2 separate regions of the Homo sapiens genome follow, and region 1 is linked to region 2. A link is a contact called in ENCODE Hi-C or POLR2A ChIA-PET data. All regions are on one chromosome and are shown on one strand. The core of a region is the stretch at or near the end of the contact, and the rest is flanking DNA. Distances in the headings are between cores, read along the strand shown. Region 1 overlaps OSBPL5 (oxysterol binding protein like 5). Region 2 overlaps CARS1 (cysteinyl-tRNA synthetase 1).

The links. Hi-C counts contacts between places; a loop is a spot of excess contacts on that map. ChIA-PET counts read pairs that join two places held with the same protein, here RNA polymerase II (POLR2A). Pooled maps may share reads with other maps.
Region 1: a loop to region 2 is called in a map of naive thymus-derived CD4-positive, alpha-beta T cell, with 4 times the contacts of the local background. The contact joins two enhancer-like sites. A Hi-C loop is called at or near these places in 3 of 168 maps with a recorded cell type or tissue (Caco-2 and naive thymus-derived CD4-positive, alpha-beta T cell), 2 of 37 single-sample maps with no recorded cell type and 8 of 50 pooled maps. POLR2A ChIA-PET finds 5 or more read pairs at or near these places in 9 of 52 experiments (AG04450, BJ, CD4-positive, alpha-beta T cell and 6 more).

What each region holds. Positions count from the first base shown.
Region 1 is chr11:3,093,204-3,099,701 of GRCh38, forward strand. OSBPL5 (oxysterol binding protein like 5) reads right to left here. Exons shown (of 22, transcript NM_020896.4): 15 at 1,034-1,131; 16 at 543-632; 17 at 324-460. Among named protein-coding and RNA genes, the nearest start is that of CARS1, 39 kb to the left of the region's middle. RefSeq lists an enhancer at 364-1,171. Within about 2 kb of position 2,633, at least 13 of the 41 ENCODE cell types and tissues checked have a DNase peak (open chromatin) inside an H3K27ac peak, as active enhancers do.
Region 2 is chr11:3,012,163-3,018,261 of GRCh38, forward strand. CARS1 (cysteinyl-tRNA synthetase 1) reads right to left here. Exons shown (of 23, transcript NM_001014437.3): 15 at 5,695-5,792; 16 at 4,944-5,133; 17 at 3,619-3,687; 18 at 33-114. Among named protein-coding and RNA genes, the nearest start is that of CARS1-AS1, 14 kb to the right of the region's middle. RefSeq lists an enhancer at 2,253-2,752. Within about 2 kb of position 1,974, at least 5 of the 41 ENCODE cell types and tissues checked have a DNase peak (open chromatin) inside an H3K27ac peak, as active enhancers do.

The DNA.
Region 1 (6,498 bases), core at 1,383-3,882, 82 kb after region 2:
GCTTTTCTTTTGTCCATGAGATGGGTTTTTCCAACACTGAGCTCCCATCTCCCGCCTGCAGGGACCTCCCTGTGCACCTGTTGGTCACTCGCCGGCAGTGATGCAGTGAGAGGTCACGGCAGCCGGCTCCTCTCCAGGCCACACCCCTTCCCTCCATCTGTCCTTTCCAGGACACGTGATCTGCCACCAGGGGTGCACCAGGCCTGCCCTCCCTGCCAGGGACATCCTGGGGCCATGCTCACAGCACTGTAGCCCTGCTGACCTGCCTGCTTGGCCATGTCAGGCTGTGGTCAGCAGGGTCCCTGGGCGCTGACAGGCCTCACCTCTCGGACTCCAGCTCCGTCTGCTCCTCCAGCGGCACCGTGTGCTGCCTCAGCCTCTGTCTGCGGACCTCCCCGCTCGGGGTCCAGAAAAGCGCACTGCTTCCGCTCCCTTCCTCCTTGATAAACACGTCCCTGTCCTGCCCCAGATGGCCAGCGGGGTCAGAGGCTGGCCTGGCGTTGACCGCCCGGCCGTGCCTGCCCTGAGGGACGGCCCCTTACCCAGTGGCCACTGAGGCTCGCCAGGACTTCCTCTCCCGACGTGATCTTTCCCGAGATCTGGTTGATGCTGGTGCTACCCCCGAAGAAGGGCTGCGGGGCCACACCCAGAACAGAGCCCAGTGAGCGGGGGCTGGGGCCTCCAGAATCACATCCTCATGGGGGCACGGAACAGTTATTCTCTTGGGGTGCCTGGGAGCCCAGGAGGGATGGACCCAACCCTCGCCAACGAGGCCTTCGGGACCCCCACGCCTCCGCTCAAGGATGTAGTGTCCCTGCCACAGAGACAGGGCCTAGGCTGGCTCTGCTGTGTGGCTGCAGGCAGCAGCCTCCCTTCTCTGGGCCCTGTCTGTGTTCCGGGATGTCAACAGCTGCTCCCCTTATGTGCACTGCCTTGGGGAACCTTCCTTGGGGCCTGGGGAGAGTGTGAGGGGGATCCCCAAGGCTTCGTTCCTTCCCTGGCCTCGTCTCCCCCAGGCTGCAGCCAGCGCTACCTTGAGTTTGAATTCCAGCTGGGCCTGGAAGTTGTTCTTCGCACACTCGATGGTGACCTTCCCACCCAGCTCCAGGGTCATCGTGCCATACAGGATTCCTGAAATGCAGCCAGTGTCAGGGGCCAGGCGGCCCCAGCCCTGCTGAGCCCCAGGCCCTGCTGAGTACCGACCCAGCAGCACCGATCCCTGAGTCCCGACCCAGCAGCACCGATCCCTGGGAGGCCTGTGTCAGTCCCTGGGAGGGTGAGAAGGACAGGAGGCGCTGGGAGCAGAACCCCACAGGGAGAGGCTGGTGGGGGTGCGGAGCCTGGGAGGTGCGGAGCCTGGGAGGCACGGAGCCTGGGAGGCACGCCTGGTCCCTCAGGGGCCGTCTCCCCCACTAAGGGGGCTCTGTCCTCGCCAGGGCCTTTGCTCATGTCAGGTGTCGCCTCCTGTTCCAGCCTCCTGGGAGGCCACCAGCCCTGTGAGACATGCATCGTGCTTCACTTGACTCTGCAGTTCCCGCTCTGGCATTGGGCTCCTGAGGGCAGGCATCTTCTCGCTCACTGCTGCGTCCCAGGATGGCACCCAGAACACAGAGGGCACCAGCACCCATGATGGCATCCCGTATGTTTAAAAAAATTAATACGTCTTTCTTTGTTTTGTTTTTTTTCAATTAATGAAGGAAAGAACAACTTTTCCATGTCTGGCATATGGAGGAGGTAATCTAATTAAAGAAGCACCACCACCTCCACCATCAAAACCCAAACATTTGCACTCTAAAAACCACTTAGAAATGTGTGGCAGAATATGTCTCTTAAAAATGAAGAAAAGAAACAACAAGCTACTTGTTGCAACAAAGGCTTGAAACACCCCCAAATCCCTCCAGAGGGGGCTGTGTGAGTGCACCCTGGCCCATGAGCACGATGGAAAGCTATGCAGCCTAGAAAGACAAAGCGGCATCTCTGTGCAGCTCTGATGGGGGGAGGTCTCCAGGCTCCACGGAGAGGAAGAAGGCCCAGGAGGCGGAGGTTGTAGTGAGCCAAGATCACACCACTGCACTCTAGCCTGGGCAACAGAGTGAGACTCTGTCTCAAAAAAAAAAAAAAAAAAGAAAAGAAAAGAAAGAAAAGCAAAGCAGGTCTGACCTCCAGATTGTGATCACTAAATATTATTTCCTAGTGAAGGGAACCTGGAGCTCCCGGGAGAAATGGTCGATTTGAGGTCTAGTGTAGGAAATGTCCTAGGTGCACACATGGTCAGGGCAGAAGGAAGAATACCAGCAGAGGTACTGGGGTGTGCAGGGGGCCCCTGAGCCAACTATGGCCCCCATTGGCCAAAGATGGGGCAATTTCAATATCAATAAAGTTAATAACTGAAAGGTTCTGAAATCACCAAATACGTTCCTATCAAATAATACGTGGCAATAATGACCTTCGCCAGTCACCTTTGGAAGACAGCAGGGGAAAAAAATCATTATTTTGAAAATATAAAAAACCTGGGATTTATCCTAAAACAAACCAATCCTGTTGGGTAACCACATAGTAGACAAGGGGAAGTTTCTCTTTTGAGAAGCCTTCCGGTGATTAAGTGAAAGAGGATGGAACGTCACCATCTAGCAATGCCTTTTACATGAATGGATCCAGGCATTGAGAATCAATGTCCACTAATGTCACAAGGAACAACAGGCCCTGTGCACCCTGCTGTGGAAAGACACAAAACCCCCATTAAGCGTCGTGTTGAAAAAAACTGTGCTGAACGTGATCAGGCATCTCGAGATCAAATCAATTCGTGGTTTATAGGAAATCCCCAGGGCAGAGGAATGCAGCCAGGAAAATCCATGCTAGAGGGGACTAGGAGGAAATGAGTAATACTCTGCAAGGGAAAAACAGGAGGGAGGGACATCAAGGAGATGTAAACATAGGACATCCATGCACGGAGCATGGCCTGATGCAGAGACCCAGCCAAACGGCCAACTGTCACGTGTGTGGGGGATCAAGACACAGGCACGTGGCAGCTGGGGATATGAACCAGATTGTAGACTCGATGACAACTAAGAGTTTGTTTGTTTGTTTTTCATCTGATGATAGTATTGTGGCTATGGTTAAGAAGGGAAATCCCGGCCTGGCGTGGGGGCTCACGCCTGTAATCCCAGCACTTTGGGAGGCCGAGGTAGGCTGATCACCTGAGGGCAGGAGTTTGTGACCAGCCTGGCCAACATGGTGAAACCCTATCTCTACTAAAAATACAAAAATTAGCTAGGTGTGGTGGCGCACGCATGTAATGCTAGCTACTCGGGAGGCTGAGGCAGGAGAATCGTTTGAACTCAGGAGGCGGAGGTTGCAGTGAGCTGAGATTGCACCATTGCACTCTAGCCTGGGCAACACAGCAAGACTCTGTCAAAAAAAAAAAAAGACAGAAAGAAAGAAAGAAAGAAGGGAAATCCTTAACTTTAGTGATATAAAATAAAATAAAATACACAAATGACATGACATGATATTTGGGATTTACTTCCAATTAATTCAGGGGAGAGCATGAAGGTGGGTGCATTGCTGTGCTGTGGGTATATGGGGTGTACTGTACTTTGATATATGTTTGAACTTTGCCATAATAAAAAGTTGAAAAAATATATGAAGCATGGATGAGTCAATGAGCATGCAAGAAAAGATGGGAATTCTCCCACAAGAAAAAATAAAGGGGAGAAGACGGGAGGAGGAGAGGAAAGAGGGAGGAGATGGGAGGAGGAGAAGAGGAAAGAGGGGGAAGGTGGGAGGAGGAGAAGAGGAAAGAGGGGGAAGACGGGAGGGGGAGGAGAGGAAAGAGGGAAGACAGGAGAAGGAGAGGAAAGGGGGAAGATGGAAGGAGGAGAAGAGGAAAGAGGGGGAAGATGGGAGGAGGAGGAGAGGAAAGAAGGGGAAGATGGGAGGAGGAGGAGAGGAAAAGGGGGGAAGAGAAAGAGGGGCATTTGTCGATCTGAGATCTTGGTTTCTGAGGTTGCCGTGGAAAGTGGTAGACAGGTCCTTGGGTCAGAGTAACCAGGAGAGATTTTTTCCGAGACATTTCCACTAAGCAGGCACTCTCACATGGCTACACCCTCAACAGAAGGAACAGTCGCAGAAAGGCCGTTCATTCCAGAGGGAGAGTCAAGGAAACATTTGTATTGGGCCTGCGCTCCGGGGTTAAAAAGAAACCCCAGAACTCTCCATGAATGTGTAGGGTAAGTTTGGGATTCAAATCTATACTTCCTCTGTGTCCCAGAAACAACCTACTAAGAAAATGTGAGAGCCAACAAAACAATTTCAGCCAACAAAACGAAAACAAACAAACACAAAACTAGCAAATTAGAATCCCAAGGTTTTACTAAATACAGCCATTCTTTGAATAATTATCGAGCACCTTCAAGGGCAACACTATGGTCAGTGAGGACACAGCAGCAAACAAAACAGAATATGAGAGTGACCAGCTAGAGATGATAAAACAACTGTGCTTATTACAATGCTCAAAGATTTATGAGAAAGGATTGGAAACATGACCAAGGAACAATGCACGAGTATAAAAAGAACAGGCAAGGCCGAGCGCACTGGCTCACACCTGTAATCCCAGCACTTTGGGAGGCCGAGGCAGGCGGATCACCCGAGGTCAGGAGTTTGAGACCAGCCTGGCCAACACGGTGAAACCCCATCTCTACTAAAAATACAAAAAATTTGCTGGGCGTGGTGGCGGGCGCCTGTAGTCCCAGCTACTCAGGAGGCTGAGGCAGGAGAATTGCTTGAACCCAGGTGGTGGAGGTTGCAGTGAGCTGAGATCATGCCATTGCACTCCAGCCCGGGCAACAAGAGTGAAACCCCAACTTCGTCTCAAAACAAAAATAAAAACAAACAAACAAAAAAACCAGGCAGGTTTGAAATGAAACCAAGTAGAACTTCTTGGGAAACAATATATCAAAATGGAAAACTCAGTGGATGAGTTACACGTCAAGTTAATTAGAGTTAAAGATACATCTACATAAGTTATCTAGAATGCAAAGAGATAAGAGATACGATGGAAACATTAAGAGAGACAAAGCAAAGGAGGAGATGGTTCAAATTCTGTCTCATTGGAGTTCTAGGAAAAATGGAGAAATCAGGAGTGAGGCACTTAAAAAAAATGGCTAAAATTTTCTGGACTTCATCAAAGCCACGAAACCTCAGGTTCAAATAATTCAAACAAACAAAAACCTTCAATCAGCAAAAATTAAAAAGAAATCCAGAGCTATCAAGCCATAAAAAGACATGAAGGAATTTTTTTTTTTTTTTTTTTTTTTTTTGGAGATGGAGTTTCGCTCTTGTTGCCCAGGCTGGAGTGCAATGACATGATCTCAGCTCACTGCATCCTTCAACTCCCGGGTTCAAGTGATTCTCCTGCCTCAGCCTCCTGAGTAGCTGGGATTACAGGCATGCATCACCATGTCTGGCTAATTTTGTATATTTATTAGAGACGGAGATTCTCCATGTTCGTCAGGCTGGTCTTAAACTCCTGACCTCAGGTGATCCATTTGCCTCAACCTCCCAAAGTGCTGGGATTACAGTTGTGAGCCACTGAGCCCAGCAAAGATTTTTTTTTTTTTTTTGAGATGGGATCTCACGCCAGCCCAGGCTGGCATGCACTGGTGCCACGATGGCTCCTCAAAGCCTCTGCCCCCTGGGCTCAGGTTATTCTCCCACTTCAACCTCCCAAGGCTGGGACCACAGGTGCACCACCATGCCTGGCTAGTTTTTTGGTACTTTTTGTAGAGACAGGGTTTTGCCATGTTGCCCAGGCTGGTCTTGAACTCTTGGGCTCAAGTGATTCCCCCAACTCTACCTCCCAAAGTGCAGGGATTTATAGGCATGAGCCATCATGCCTAGTGGAGGAATCTTTAAGTGCATATTGCCAAGTGAAAGACGCCAATCTGAAAACGCTCCACACCGTATGATTCCAACTACATGACATTCCGGAAAAAGCCAGGGCCTGGAGGGACTGAGGAATATGTGGCTCCATCTAGTCACGTCTAATCATAAGGGATTTTTAGGGTAGTGCAACTATTCTGTGAGATGTGGTAATGGCAGATACATGTCCTTCTGTATTTAGCAAAACCCACAGAATGAGCAACACAAGGAGTGAAAAGGAAGGTGAACTGTGTACTCAGTTAGTAACAATGTATGAGTATTGGCTCATCGATGATACCAAATGTAGCACCTCAGTGTGAGATGTTAATAACAGGGGAAACTGTGTAGGGGACACACAGGAACTCTCTGTACTTCCTGCTCAATTTTTCTGTAAACACAACACTACTGTAAAAAAGAAAGTCTGTTAATGAAAAAATAAAAAAGAAATCCAAACTTTGAAACACTGTAGCAAGACTACAGGGCACCAAGGCAAGGAAAATATCTTCAAAGCAGCTACAGGGAAAAGCAGATTAGGTAACAAATAGGCTGACAGCTGATCATCCCCAACAGCAATGGAAG
Region 2 (6,099 bases), core at 724-3,223:
CTCCCACACTCTTTCCAGCAACTGGTCCTCACCTTTTTGCTCTCGGGCAATCTTCCGCACTCCTTCTCGGAATTCTGATAACACCTGAAGGTAGGGCATGACTGTGGCCTCGAGCTGCGGAAAGAACAGTTTTGGTTCACTGAGAGCTGCTCACACTCCCATATTCATAACAGAATAATAGCTCAGTGGCCGCGACACAGGGCAGGGACTGGCATGGGCAGTGCTGCTGTGCACACTACAGCTGTGACCGGCATCCCAGAGCCTGGACGCTCTCGTCCCTGACACACAGTCCCTGCTAGGTGTGCGAGTCACACAGACTCTCAGGCCAGAGAGCATGAAGTGAGCTTCCTTTCTACTGCAGCAGGTGGGTCTGCCGCCGCTCTGCCCAGCTGCTGACAGGCCCTGCTTTCCTCAGGTCAGACACGCTGCTGTGAAACAGCTTGTCTTTATGGTTTCAGAGGGGCCAGCTCTGGGAGGGACTATTTCCTAAGGAGCCCAAGGACATCACTCCCCAGGCTGGGGCCTTACCTATGCTGAGGCTGGCGGCTCCCGGGCCGTGCTTTCGTCTGATCTGTGGTCACACATACACTTGTTTAAGATGAATGATCTCCATTAAGCACCTACTATCTACATGCACATTAGCAGCTACACGTAGATTCACCACCCACAGTAACACTGGGGAGGTGGCCACAGGATAGAAAAACCTTTCTACTATATTTCCCTTTTTTTTTTTTTTTTTTTTTTTTAAGACGGAATCTTGCTCTGTTGCCAGGCTGGAGTGCAATGGTGTGATCTCGGCTCACTGCAACCTCAGCCTCCCAGGTTCAAGCGATTCACCTGCCTCAGCCTCCCGAGTAGCTGGGATTACAGGCAAGCGCCACCACGCCTGGCTAATTTTTGTATTTTCAGTAGAGATGAGGTTTCACCTTGTTGGCCAGGATGGTCTCAATCTCCTAACCTTGTGATCTGCCCGCCTTGGCCTCCCAAAGCATTTCCCCTTTTTTTTTTTGAGATGGAGTTTTGCTCTCATTGCCCAGACTGGCATGCAATGGCGATCTCGGCTCACCGCAACCTCCACCTTCCAGGTTCAAGCGATTCTCCTGCCTCAGCCTCCCGCGTAGCTGGGATTACAGGCATGCGCCACTACGCCCAGCTAATTTTGTATTTTTAGTAGAGACAGGGTTTCTCCATGTTGGTCAGGCTGGTCTCGAACTCCCGACCTCAGGTGATTCACCCACCTCAGCCTCCCAAAGTGCTGGGATTACAGGCGTGAGCCACCATGCTGTGCTAGCATTTCTCTTTTTCTAATAGGACAGAAAAGGTTTTAGGCTTTTGAGCAAGGTTGCTCCCTGCCCCTTAGCTGATTCAGCAGCTCAGTAACCAAAATAAAAACATTAGCAAGTGCTGGCTGGGCGCGGTGACTCACAACTGTAATCCCAGCACTTTGGGAGGGCGAAGTGGGTGGATCATGAGGTCAGGAGTTCAAGACTAGCCTGGCCAACATAGTGAAACCCCCGTCTCTACTAAAATACAAAAAAAAATTAGCCGGGCATGGTGGTGCATGCCTGTAGTCCCAGCTACTCAGGAGGCTGAGGCAGGAGAATCACTTGAACTCGGGAGGCAGAGGGTGCAGTGACCGGAGATTGCGCTACTGCACTCCAGCTGTGGAAAGAAGAGTTTTTGTTCGCTGAGAGCTGCTCACACTCCTATATCCATAACTGAATAATAGCTCAGCGGCCACGACACAGGGCAGGGACTGGCATGGGCGACAGAGTGAGACTCTGTCTCAAAAACAGAAACACACAAATTTAGCAAGTGCAAAAGTCAGGCAGGCTAGCAAGCCCTTAAGTCTAAGCCAAGCTCCCTGAGACCCAATTCTGCATCTGAACTTTGGACTTCTTGGGGGTTTTCGATCTGTATCTCCACCCACCACACAGCCAGCCCAGACAAGCCTTGGGGAAGGACAGAAAGGGAGGCATTCACCCCACTGCTAGGCTCAGTTCCAGCCCTAGGGGCACTGGAGGGGAACTCTCAGAATGGCTGCAGGGGTGTGTCTCAAGAACGCCTGGGGCTGCAACCCCCACCTGAGCATGCTAGCAGGTGGCTGTGTGGCGACACTGAGGTGGTACAAGATGGAGGAACTGCCTCCCTTGCTCCTAAAACCATTTGGATTTGGAAGTTAATCCATGAACGTCAAATGGCCATGATGTGTGGGCACAGGACGTTTTGTCAGCAGGCTCACCATTCGCCGCAGCTGCTTCTTCGCAATCAGCTGACTGCAAAGGCCAAATGAGGCTGCCTGGGGGATGCGGATGCGTGTCCACAGCACGCTGAAGGCACCCCCACAACCACAGCAGCCGTTAAGATGAAAAACACTGCAGTTCAAAGGCAGGCTGACTTTAACCCAGGAGGTGTGTTTTGGTTTTTTGTTTTTAAAGAAAATAAATATCTTAGTATCATTTGCGCAAGAGAACAAAGAAGCTATGTGGGTTTTCTTAAAAGCACCAAAGAAGGTTCATATCAGGAAGTCTCAAAAATACCACACCAACTACCACAACCAAGCTAGCTAGCGCTAAGGCTGGCAAAAGGCACCAGGCACATGGGCTAGGTGCTCTGGCAGGACTTCTTACAACACGGACTGTTTTCTCTTTGCAAGTTGGTTCCTGGGGGAGCATCTGTAAGCTCCATCCGCATGGGGGCTCTTCACACCACTTGTCATTAGGAAACAGGATTTTAAAAAGGTTTTGCATTTTGACTTTGTATTAAGCTCCTGTTTTAATTAAAATTACAGTTGTTCTATTTAAATATTTAGATCTGCATTCTAATCGAATAGTCAAAGAGCATTCTTGACCTGGGAGCAGGTGGAAGTCCATCTTTAAGAAGCCTGACTGTGGGTGTGTCAGACGGGACAGGGGTTCTACAGCAGAAGGACAGGACTGACAGTGTGTGTCTGCTCACATGCCAACTGCAAACAGAAGCCAGCAACAGACTGCCAGGGTGTTCTGGATGGATTTTCTCACCGCACAGACCCACTAGACAGGGGGCTCTACAGGATGACCTCCCCCTGACCTGTGGGCCACAGCTCTGGGGCAGGGGGTCCTGGCTCAGGCCATGTGGACCGACCTGGGCTCAGGGTCAGGACTGGGCCTGTTAGGGCATCTGCCCAGCCCCATGGGGACCGAGGCAGACAGTGGCGTATCTCCCCATCAGTGTAAATTCTGTGCTGTTTGTGAGCTCTGCAGCCTTTCGATGAAGCATTTACTGAATACAGGTCAGTATATGTGACGAAGTCATGTGTGTTCATGATGCCAAGTGGCCGCAGCAAAATGCAAATAAGCAGCGGCCTATGTAGTTGGGGTCCAAGACCAAGCTCATGGGACAGCACAATGGCAAAGTGCCCCAAACCAACAGTCACAACCAAAGCAGACCCTCCACACCGGCAGGGCAGCTGACCACACTTAGCACTCTCAGAGCCAGAATTGCCATTTAGCTCGAGGCGCTGTCCGGAAGGGTCTGGTGTGGGTGGGCAGACAGAGGAGGGGCAGTTCAGAGGGACACAGAGGGGTAGGGAGTGGGGAGGGAGCAGGTGCAGAAGGCAGGACCCTGCATGCTACTCACACTGAGGCTGGTTCCAGGCCCTCCGACCGGGAATCCCAGGGAGCTGTCCTCTTCTACGGCCCCAAAGATCTAGGAAAAGAAACAGATGGGACCTGAAGCTGCGGCAAGATGAAGGCGGCATGTGGCGAGCAGCTGTGAGCTGTGTTCCTCGTTCACGGGAGGGGGTGCCCCAAGACCAGGAAAGAGATGGAAGCAGCAGCTCCAGGAGCCCCAGAAACCCGAGCCTGAGGGTGCCCTCATTGCTCCAGGATGGCCCTGACTCACAGCTACCCTCTCCAGCTCTGTTTCAGCCAGAAGCCACTGGAGCCCAACAACAAGGAAAGAGGAGGAGAGGGGAGGGGAGTTGAGTCCAGGCCCTGCTGGCCTTTCAAGGTGCACTGCGGGGAAGGGCTCTGCACAGGATGTGTTCAGAGAGGAGGCCTTGTCCCTGGTTTTGCTTCTCTTTTTTTTTTTTTTTTGAGATGGAATCTCACTCTGTCGCCCAGGCTGGAGTGCAATGGCGCAATCTTGGCTCACTGCAAGCTCTGCCTCCTGGGTTCATGCCATTCTCCTGCCTCAGCCTCCCGAGTAGCTGGAACTACAGGAACCCGCCACCATGCCTGGCTAGTTTTTTGTATTTTTTTTAGTAGAGACGGGGTTTCACCGTGTTAGTCAGGATGGTCTCCATCTCCTGACCTTGTGATCCGCCCGCCTTGGCCTCCCAAAGTGCTGGGATTACAGGCGTGAGCCACAGCGCCTGGCGTGGTTTTGCTTTTCAAACTCCAAGATGGGAGTAGAGGGAAACGGAGTCAAAGGAAAGAAATAGCTCTGAGTAAGGACAACTATATGGATGTTACTTATTTTTGTCTGGTTTTGAGACAGGGTCTCCCCTCTATTGCCCAGAGTGGAGTGCAGTAGTGCAATCACACCTCACTATTCAACCTCCTGGGCTCAAGCGAGCCCCTCACCTCAGCCTCCCAAGCAGCTGGAAAACAGGTGTGTGCCACCACACCTGGCTAATTTTTAATATATTTTATAGACCCGGGATCTCACTATGTTGTCCAGGCTGGTTTTGAACTCCTGGGCTCAGGTGATACACTCACCTGGCCTCCCACAGTGTTGGATTATAGATGTGAGCCACTGTGCTCCGCTTATGGGTGTTATTTCTAACGCGTGAAAAGCACACCAGGAACCAAAGAGGACAGAAGCATATCTCCACGTCTCAGAGGTGCTGGGCACCAGGCACAGCACTGGGGGGCACCAGAGGCCTCTGTTCTCCCAGTCCTGGGGCCTGGCTCCTGTGTCCACACAGGCTGAGGGATACGCCTGCCTGGGGCCTGGCTTACCTTCAGCATATGGGTGAGGTACAGGGCGATGTTCTCCAGCAGAGCCTGGTTGGGCCTCTTCCTCACGGCTTTCCGGGCTGCCATATAGAGGTTGCACTGACTGACCAAGGCCCGCATCTCTTCCATGACGGTGCGGGTGTCAACATTGTCACAGAGGGCTTTGTGAATTGCTGTCTTCTTGTCATAAAAGCTGAGCAACAAAGAGGAAGGAATGTGAAGTCAGACCTGAAAACACACCATAGAAATTCCCCATGTGGCCAGGCGCAGTGGCTCACGCCTATAATCCCAGCACTTTGGGAGGCTGAGGTGGGCGGATCACCTGAGGTCGGGAGTTCGAGACCAGCCTGACAAACATGGAGAGACCCCCACCTCTACTAAAAATCTGAAATTAGCCAGGTATGGTGGCGCATGCCTGTAACCCCAGCTACTCGGGAGGCTGAGGCAGGAGAATCGCTCGAACCCGGGAGGTGGAGGTTGTGGTGAGCCGAGATCACGCCACTGCACTCCAGCCTGGGCAACAAGGGCGAAACTCCGTCTCAAAAAGAAAAAACAAAAAAGAAATTCTCCATGCACTTCAACACCCAGAGCAGCTCCCATTAGCAGAGCCGCCTATCCTGAATTAATTCTGCACAACGTACGACAGTGTCCCCAGCCCTTCCTCGACAGTCCAGGACACATGGTGGCCAAGATGCGAGGCTAGGCATAGAACATGGGCATGCTCAAAAACCCCAAAGAAATGGCACCACCTTACTTCTTATTCAGTTCTGCTTCTTCTTCTCCCCACTTCTCAAACTGACCAGTGATGTCAACAGGAGCGCGAAGGATATCTTTCACATTTAAGAAAAACTCCTGAAGTTAGAAAAATCAGTTTAACAGCATTTAGGCAACTTTTCCATCCTGAAATATCTGTTACAACTTTCTACTGCTGTGATTTTATTTTTGGTAAAAATCTGAAAGACCAGAATTACACAAGTGGTCAGAAAGAAAGGAAAAGATATTTCTTTGACAGAAACATGCTCTTGCTTTAGGTTTACAGATGCTCATTTGGTGGAAAGTACAAGTCAGAAGGACGTGCACTGCAGTGACTAGGAGGACGAGGCCTCTGTCCACTCTGCTGAGCCGTCAGCCATTTCAGGAGTGGCCCCGAGCCTGTTAT